Linked DNA regions of Mus musculus: region 2 is linked to region 1. The links are chromatin contacts, found by Hi-C or POLR2A ChIA-PET in ENCODE. All regions are on one chromosome and are shown on one strand. Each heading gives the region's core, a stretch centred on a gene start or an enhancer-like site at or near the end of the contact. The rest is flanking DNA. Distances are from core to core; before and after follow the strand shown. Region 1 holds the start of 9330020H09Rik (RIKEN cDNA 9330020H09 gene). Region 2 holds the start of Kansl2 (KAT8 regulatory NSL complex subunit 2).

Evidence for each region. A loop is a pair of places that touch in the nucleus more often than their neighbours do. ChIA-PET counts read pairs that join two places held with the same protein, here RNA polymerase II (POLR2A).
Region 2: a map of heart shows a loop between it and region 1 (5-fold over the local background). The contact joins the promoter of Kansl2 here to the promoter of 9330020H09Rik in region 1. A Hi-C loop is called at or near these places in 12 of 37 maps with a recorded cell type or tissue (CH12.LX, adrenal gland, gastrocnemius and 2 more). POLR2A ChIA-PET finds 5 or more read pairs at or near these places in 4 of 5 experiments (Patski and embryonic stem cell).

The regions. Positions count from the first base shown.
Region 1 is chr15:98,565,303-98,568,640 of GRCm38, forward strand. It overlaps 9330020H09Rik (RIKEN cDNA 9330020H09 gene), which reads left to right and starts at 2,022. Exons shown (of 2, transcript NR_028442.1): 1 at 2,022-2,223; 2 at 2,337-3,338. It overlaps Ccnt1 (cyclin T1), which reads right to left and starts at 2,434. Exons shown (of 9, transcript NM_009833.2): 1 at 2,174-2,434. The coding sequence starts at 2,334.
Region 2 is chr15:98,532,451-98,535,924 of GRCm38, forward strand. Kansl2 (KAT8 regulatory NSL complex subunit 2) reads right to left here and starts at 1,819. Exons shown (of 10, transcript NM_133714.5): 1 at 1,452-1,819; 2 at 1,068-1,326. The coding sequence starts at 1,318.

The DNA.
Region 1 (3,338 bases), core at 772-3,271:
ACCTAACGGGTACTTAATATGAACTTACTGACTGAATAAACAAAACAAGTAGCAAGTTGTAAATCAGTACAAACAAAGCTGCATACGACCTCAGGCTTCCTGTCCTGTCACTTGCCTTCTGCAAAGACGATCCTTTAGCTCAGGACAACTTCATCACATTTACTTTTGGCCATAGCATGAGTATGGTGGTCAGAGGGCAACTTGCAGGAGTCGGTTATCTTCCCACCCGAGTCCCAGGGATGGAATTCAGGCTACCAGGCTTGACGAGAAGTGCCTTTACCCGCTGGGCCATTCTGTCAGGCCAAGAATAACTTTAAAATTTTAAAGTGTATCAGCATTTGCCTGATTCTATGTATGTGCACCAAGGGCATGTCTGGTGCCCACAGAGGTCAGAAGAGGGCATGAGATTACCCTACAACTGCAGCTATAGACGACTGTGGGCTGCCATATAGGCCCTGCCTAAACAGTAAGTGCTTGTAACTGCTGAGCCATCTCTCTAGCCCCACAAAAAATAACTTTTTAAGGATATTTACCAGGCCTTCCCTTACTAGGCTCTTGGAACTTTTCTCTCTCTCACCTTCTTAAACTTCAATAATTAAGTTTTCCAGTTCTACTTTCTTTTGGGGGGGGGCGTGGGGGAGGTGAGGAGGTGGGTGGGCAGTGTTCAAGGCAGGGTTTTTCTATGAATCCTTGACTGTCCTAAAACGTGCTGTGTAGACCAGGCTGGCATCAGAAGTAGAGATCTGCTCACCTCCCCATCCTGAGCAATGGGATTCAAGGTACGCACCACCACACCCTGCTTAGTTCTGATTCCTTCAGGAAATATTACATGACCTCTGAAGTATAAAACCTTTGAAACCATTTGATAGTCATCCACTGAAAATAAACCCCTGCCTTCCTTTGTACGGGTACCATTCCAACCTCCCCAAAACGTAAGAGTACTTATTCCCACAGACCTCAGCAACAGTCTGCATAGAAGTGACAATATGATGGCGGCAAGCTTAAACACACATTTAAAAGGTGCCGTAAACACAGACAGAAACTCAGAGAGGTTTGATCGTGCACTGACCAAATGCTTGGGAAACTGGATTTCAATAGGAGACAACTGGCAATAAAGAGAACACCTATACAACATACAACCTTCAGACTTAAAAACACTAGAGACCTAAACTCTGCACTTTTTTTTCTTTCTTGGAGACAGGGTCTTACATGGAAATTCTGGCCTGCTTCTACTTCTCCAAAGCTCAGATCAAAGGCACAGGACACCAGGCCTAGCCCTCAGCATCACTCTTAAATAAATGCTACATAAGTGGAAGTAAAATAAAAAAAAGAAAAAGAAAAAAAATATATATATATATGGACAACGGAAAGAACTTTAAAACTATTAGTTTTGCCACAAGACTGTATTTTCATAAGAAAAACTGGGAGGGGGGAAATCACTAAACTACATTACCTCTAAATTTTGAAACCTAATGAATAAACTATCACTAGTGCCCAAAGAAGCAAGGACTTAATATTCTGAAAACTACTTTAAGCATACCAACTTGTATATCCCCTCCCCCCAAACCTAAGTTGACATCTTTTTTTCCTCTTAAATTCCATGAAACAGCTACTAGAACGTTTGAATATCAAGCGTGGTGGCAGACATTGGGACATTTTGTTTTAAACGAGAATCTGACAGGTTAGCCAGCTAGTGAGAGAAACGGGCTTGGAACCAAAACTGGGGCAGCAATTCCAGACCACCTTCATAAGTCCTTTGCGTACAGAATTTCCCGAAACCCTTTTTATACACTTTGGGGAGGCAGAGTCGATAGCGAAACGTCCTAAACGGAGCCTTAGGTCACAGCAGAAAGAAGACTCTCAAAAGCCACTAAAACAGGGCAGAATCCAGAGGACGGGGGCTGGGAAGGAGCAGCGAAAACACAAAGACAGGAGAGGTACGAGTCGGCAGCCCGGCCGGTGGCACCGGTGAGCGAGCGGGAAATTGACTCCGCCTCACTTCCCTCGCGCGAACAGTGGCTCGGCCAGCGAGCGCCATTGTGGGTTCTCCCAACTTAGACGCCCAGCTCCTGCCACCACCCCACCCGCTTCTGTCCCCACCAGCGTCGCCGGCCCGGACGTCGAAGCATGGCCGGACGCACTCCGAGGCCGATGGCCTAGGCCGAAAGGATACACGTTCAGACGTTGTCCCATGTCCTGGAGGAGATTGGCCGCCTGCTGGCGGTAAGAGAGTTCTTTATCGGAGTCCACGCCAAAGCGACGCGACGGGCTGTTCTCCAGCTGCTCGCGAGTAAAATACCACCGCTTGTTGTTGTTCTTCCTCTCTCCCTCCATAGTGCTTCAACCAAGAGGCAGCGGCGGGGGCTGCGAGCACTTCCCAGCGTCACCGGAGCGGCGACACACATCCGCCGTGCCGAGACTACTGCGACGTGACGAACTTCCTCCAAGGGGCGACCACCGAGGTTGTGACACACTTCCGCCCAGAAAGCCGAAGATTCCAGCGCCGACTTCCGGAATGACCCCTCCGACACCCCGTAGACGAATCCACAGCCAGTCCGCGGCTAAGAACGGACCGGCGGCCGGGACGCAGGATCCGGTCGTGTGACCGCCAGGTGGGCGGGACTATCTGACGTCGTTCTTTAAAGGTCTCGTCTTTCCGCGCGAGAACTGCGGTAAGGGGGCCTCACCGGCGGGCCTCTAGTTAACGCTCGCTGCGCTTGGCTGGGTAGTTTCCGAGGACGTGCGTGATGGAGGCCCCTTTGTAACACCGGGCTTACGGAAAAAGTGGCAGGGGAAATAGGCGAGACTCTCAGAAAACCGAGAAAGGACGAGACAGTGAGTGGCCCTGCCCCGTGCAGAAACGCGAAAGCCACTAAAAGGTTCCTGGGTTCTTAGCTCCGGCATGGAGAACTCCGGCGCGTTTGGAAACCGCTCTCCTATTTTGTAGCAGCCTTTCCTCCCGTTTCACTGCGGCCAATCATCTGGAAGGAATAAAATCAACGCCACTGAGCTTCGTTTGAGTGTTTGGGGGGGGGGGGTAAAGGGGCCTTTTTTTAAAGATTTATTTATCTTCATTTATGTATATGAGTACTCTGTAGTGGTCTTTAGACAACAGAATTGGGCATCGGATCCCATTACAGATGGTTGTGAGACACCATGTGGTTGCTGAGAATTGAACTCAGGACCTCTGGAAGAGTAGTCAGTGCCCCTACCCGCTGAGCCATCTCTCCAGCCCCGGGTAAAGGGGTCTTTTTCTCTCTTTCCTTTCTTATTTTTGTCATCCCTGGAGCTCAGAGGGGCGTCGGGTTTTGCCCGAGTGCTGGGATTAAAGGCTTGCA
Region 2 (3,474 bases), core at 569-3,068, 33 kb before region 1:
GACTCAGCAAACAGAAGGGCCTACCACCAAGGCCAGACAGACCACCTGAGTTCCATCACCCCCCACACAGCAGAAAGCTACCCTCCGACCACGTGTGTGTGGCAGCACGTGAATCCTCATAATAGATGTTTAAGGAAGAAGACTTTAGAGCTGCAATCCCAGAACTCCAGAAGCCGAGGCAGGAGAATTAAGGGTTAAAATCAGTCTGACCATAATCAGAACTCAAAACCTTAATTTTTCCAGCAAGCGATTAACTAAATATCTCTCCCTCAAATGGCCTTCCAGTTCTCATTATTGGCGGGGTGGGGTGGGAGGGTTGAGACAGGGTTCTGTTTAGCCCTGGCAATTCTGGAATTCAATGCTTTTACTAGGCTGGCCTGAACTCCCAAGTGCCAGGATTAAAGGCCTGCACCACTGCTGCCAGCATCATCACCTCTGAGCATTTGAGTGTTTTGACCTGCCTCCCAAAGAGTGAATATCCTTAATACCTTTTTTACAAACACACGACCTAAAACTCCGCAGATACGACCAACTCTACACATCATGTTCCCCTTTGCACTTTAAAACTGAAGGCAGGGGACAAGCATGTGGCACCAACATTCTCCCACTCCAGTTCCAGGAGACCCAACGCCCTCCCCTCAAGCATGAACGTGGTACACCAACACACATGCAGGCAAACACCCATACACATGAAAGTTCTTTAAAAAACCATAAAGGGTTGCCAAAACTGTTCCAAGCAAGGGCGAGACTGTCTCAAAAGAGGAGCCGGGGGTGGGGGAGTCTGTGACTCTGCAAGCCTAGCTTAACCTTCTGTCTGTCCTTCCGTACCAGGAGGTACTAAAACCGACTCCAGCAAATTGGCCTCTGACCTCCCCACGTGTCCCTAACCACACAAAACAAACTACCAACGGGAAATAAATGCTTCGAAATGTAATAAAAGTCTAACGGTAGGAGGTTTGGGCGTTGAAGCAGGCTCGGTGATACAACCTGTGCTTGGCGTGCATTGAAAAGTAAGAACGACTCTCGGAGCCCGAAGGCACCCATATAACCCACGCCTCTCCACGTACCCATCTTTCTTCTCGGGCTTTGGGGCAGCACTGGGGCACCTTTTTCCATTCTTCGTCGAGACGTAACTACATTGTTTGAAGGGTGCATTCTTGTCTTCAAGAATGTGCTTAATGCAGAACTCCTGCCCCTCCAGCCGCGGCTGAGAGCACGGGCGGTGAGTGAACGAACAGGAAAGGGGCTCCTGCGACCTGGGCACTGGGGTGATCCTCCCCCGATTCGTTGGCAAGACGTGAATCCGAATCCTGTTCATGCCAAAACCTGCGGGGAGGGCGGTCACACGACAGATCGAAACGGCCTTAGCCCGGCCACGAGTCCTGGTTGCGTGCTCCCGCGGCCGCCCTCCAGCCTCCCGTCACCGACCCGCCCGCCGCCCGGGCCCCTACCACGTTGGCCGAATCTCCGCAGCAGCAGACCGGAAGCGCGGCGCCTGTCCCACGCGGCACCACTGCAACGGCGCGGCACGCCCCGCCCCCACGCCCCGGCTCGCCGCCTTTGTCCCTGGCCGCCTCAGCGCTCACAGCCCCGACCCGAGCGCCTTGGCCGTCGTCCTACAAGCGCCATCTTGTCCCACGGCTCCCGGCACCGGAGAACCTGGCTCCCCGAAAGCCTAGCAACCAGAGAGGCTCCAACGCTGCAGGAGACGACGTGCCGCGCTGAGCTGACAGAGAAGGCGAGCAGCGCCTAACAGCAAAGGAGAAGCGCCCGGCACGGCGCCATCTTACCTCCCCCACCGCGCGGCACCGCGCAGCTTGCCCTCTGGCTGCTCCGCCTGCTCGGAACGCGACCCTAGACGCTGATTGGTTGCTGCGCTGAGGGTGCTGTGCTCCTATTGGTCAGAACTAACACTAGCCTGTGGAGGGCGGGACAGTGAGAGACTCCACAACGGGAGTGGCTGAAGTGAAGTGTCTGTCAGAAACTCGGCCGGTGAGTGGGCCGTCGGAAAGGCGGGCCACCGCCAGTCGCCGGATTCGGATATTTTTCCATCTGAAGGGTTCGTCTTCTGGTGGCAGTAGTCTCCAGTCTTCTCGGGCAGCTACTTCTTTACCGTCCCTACACAGCAGAAGAGTAGACATTGGGGTGGCTGGAGAAATGGCACCGACTGCTCTTCTAGAGATCCTGAGTTCAATTCCCAGCAACCACATGGTGGCTCACAACCAACTCTAACGGGATCCGATGCCCTCTTCTGCAGTGTCAGAAGACAGGGACAGTGTACTCATATGAATAAATCTTAAAAAAAAGAAAAGAAAAAAAGTGGACGGTGGCTGACCGTGTTTTCTGTTTACACATGAAAAGGTTTTATTAGTTTTCTATGGTGACCAACCAGTTCATTTAATTTTTTTTTCTTGGTCATTTCATGTAAACACTCGAACTCTTTCTATCTCATGAATCATATATATGTACTAATTAATTTTTGTAGAGCAGCCCTAAGAGGTAGACATTATTTTTTAGGTAGACATTATTTACAGATAAAGTGATGGAAAATCAAAATGACTTCTGGCATAGCGCATGCTTCTCAACGCCCTGCCGAATAGTGTATTATAGAAACAGGCTATTCCGTTTTCACGATTCTTTAAAGATTCCAACCACACCTATAGAAATCCGATGGCTCTCTGCCTTATTCTCTTCTTCTTCTCCCCCCCCCCCCGCCCCCCTTTGGAGACAGGGTTTCTCTGTGCAGCCCTGGCTGGCCTCGAACTCAGAAATCCGCCTGCCTCTGCCTCCCAACTTATTCTCTTAAGAGAGTATCTCCCACTTGGTAGTGGTGGCAGACTCCTTTAACCCCAGCACTGGGGGGGGGGGGGGGGGGGGGAAGAGTAGAAGCAGGCAGATCTCCGAGTTCGAGGCTAACTTGGTTTACAAAGCCAGTTCCAGGACAGCCAGGGCTGCACAGAGAAACCGTGTCTCAAAAACAAAAGATGAAAAAGCCACCAGGTACGGTTACGGTAGGTAGCACACACCAGTAATCTGAACACTGTGGAGAGAGGCAAGGGGGTCTCTGTGGTCAAAGACAGGATCTGGACTTGTCTCACTGAACCTGGAGTGCACCATTTTTAAAAACTTATTTGTGCCCGGCATGGTGGCGCACATGCCTTTAATCCCAGCACTCGGGAGGCAGAGGCAGGCAGATTTCTGAGTTCGAGGCCAGCCTGGTCTACAGAGTGAGTTCCAGGACTCTGAGTAGCCAGGGCTACACAGAGAAACCTTGTCTCAAAAAAACAAGGGAAAAAAAAGAGTTACAGTGGTTTGGTGTCTCTTCACACCAATAAGAATTCAGGTACATGCGTACATGATGTAAACTCTCCCATTTAAAAATAAGAAAAATGTTCACCAGCTACTGTTCCTATTGCTGTGCCTAAGACATGATCTCCTTATACAGCCATCTTGCCTCAAATAGCTACTCTCCTG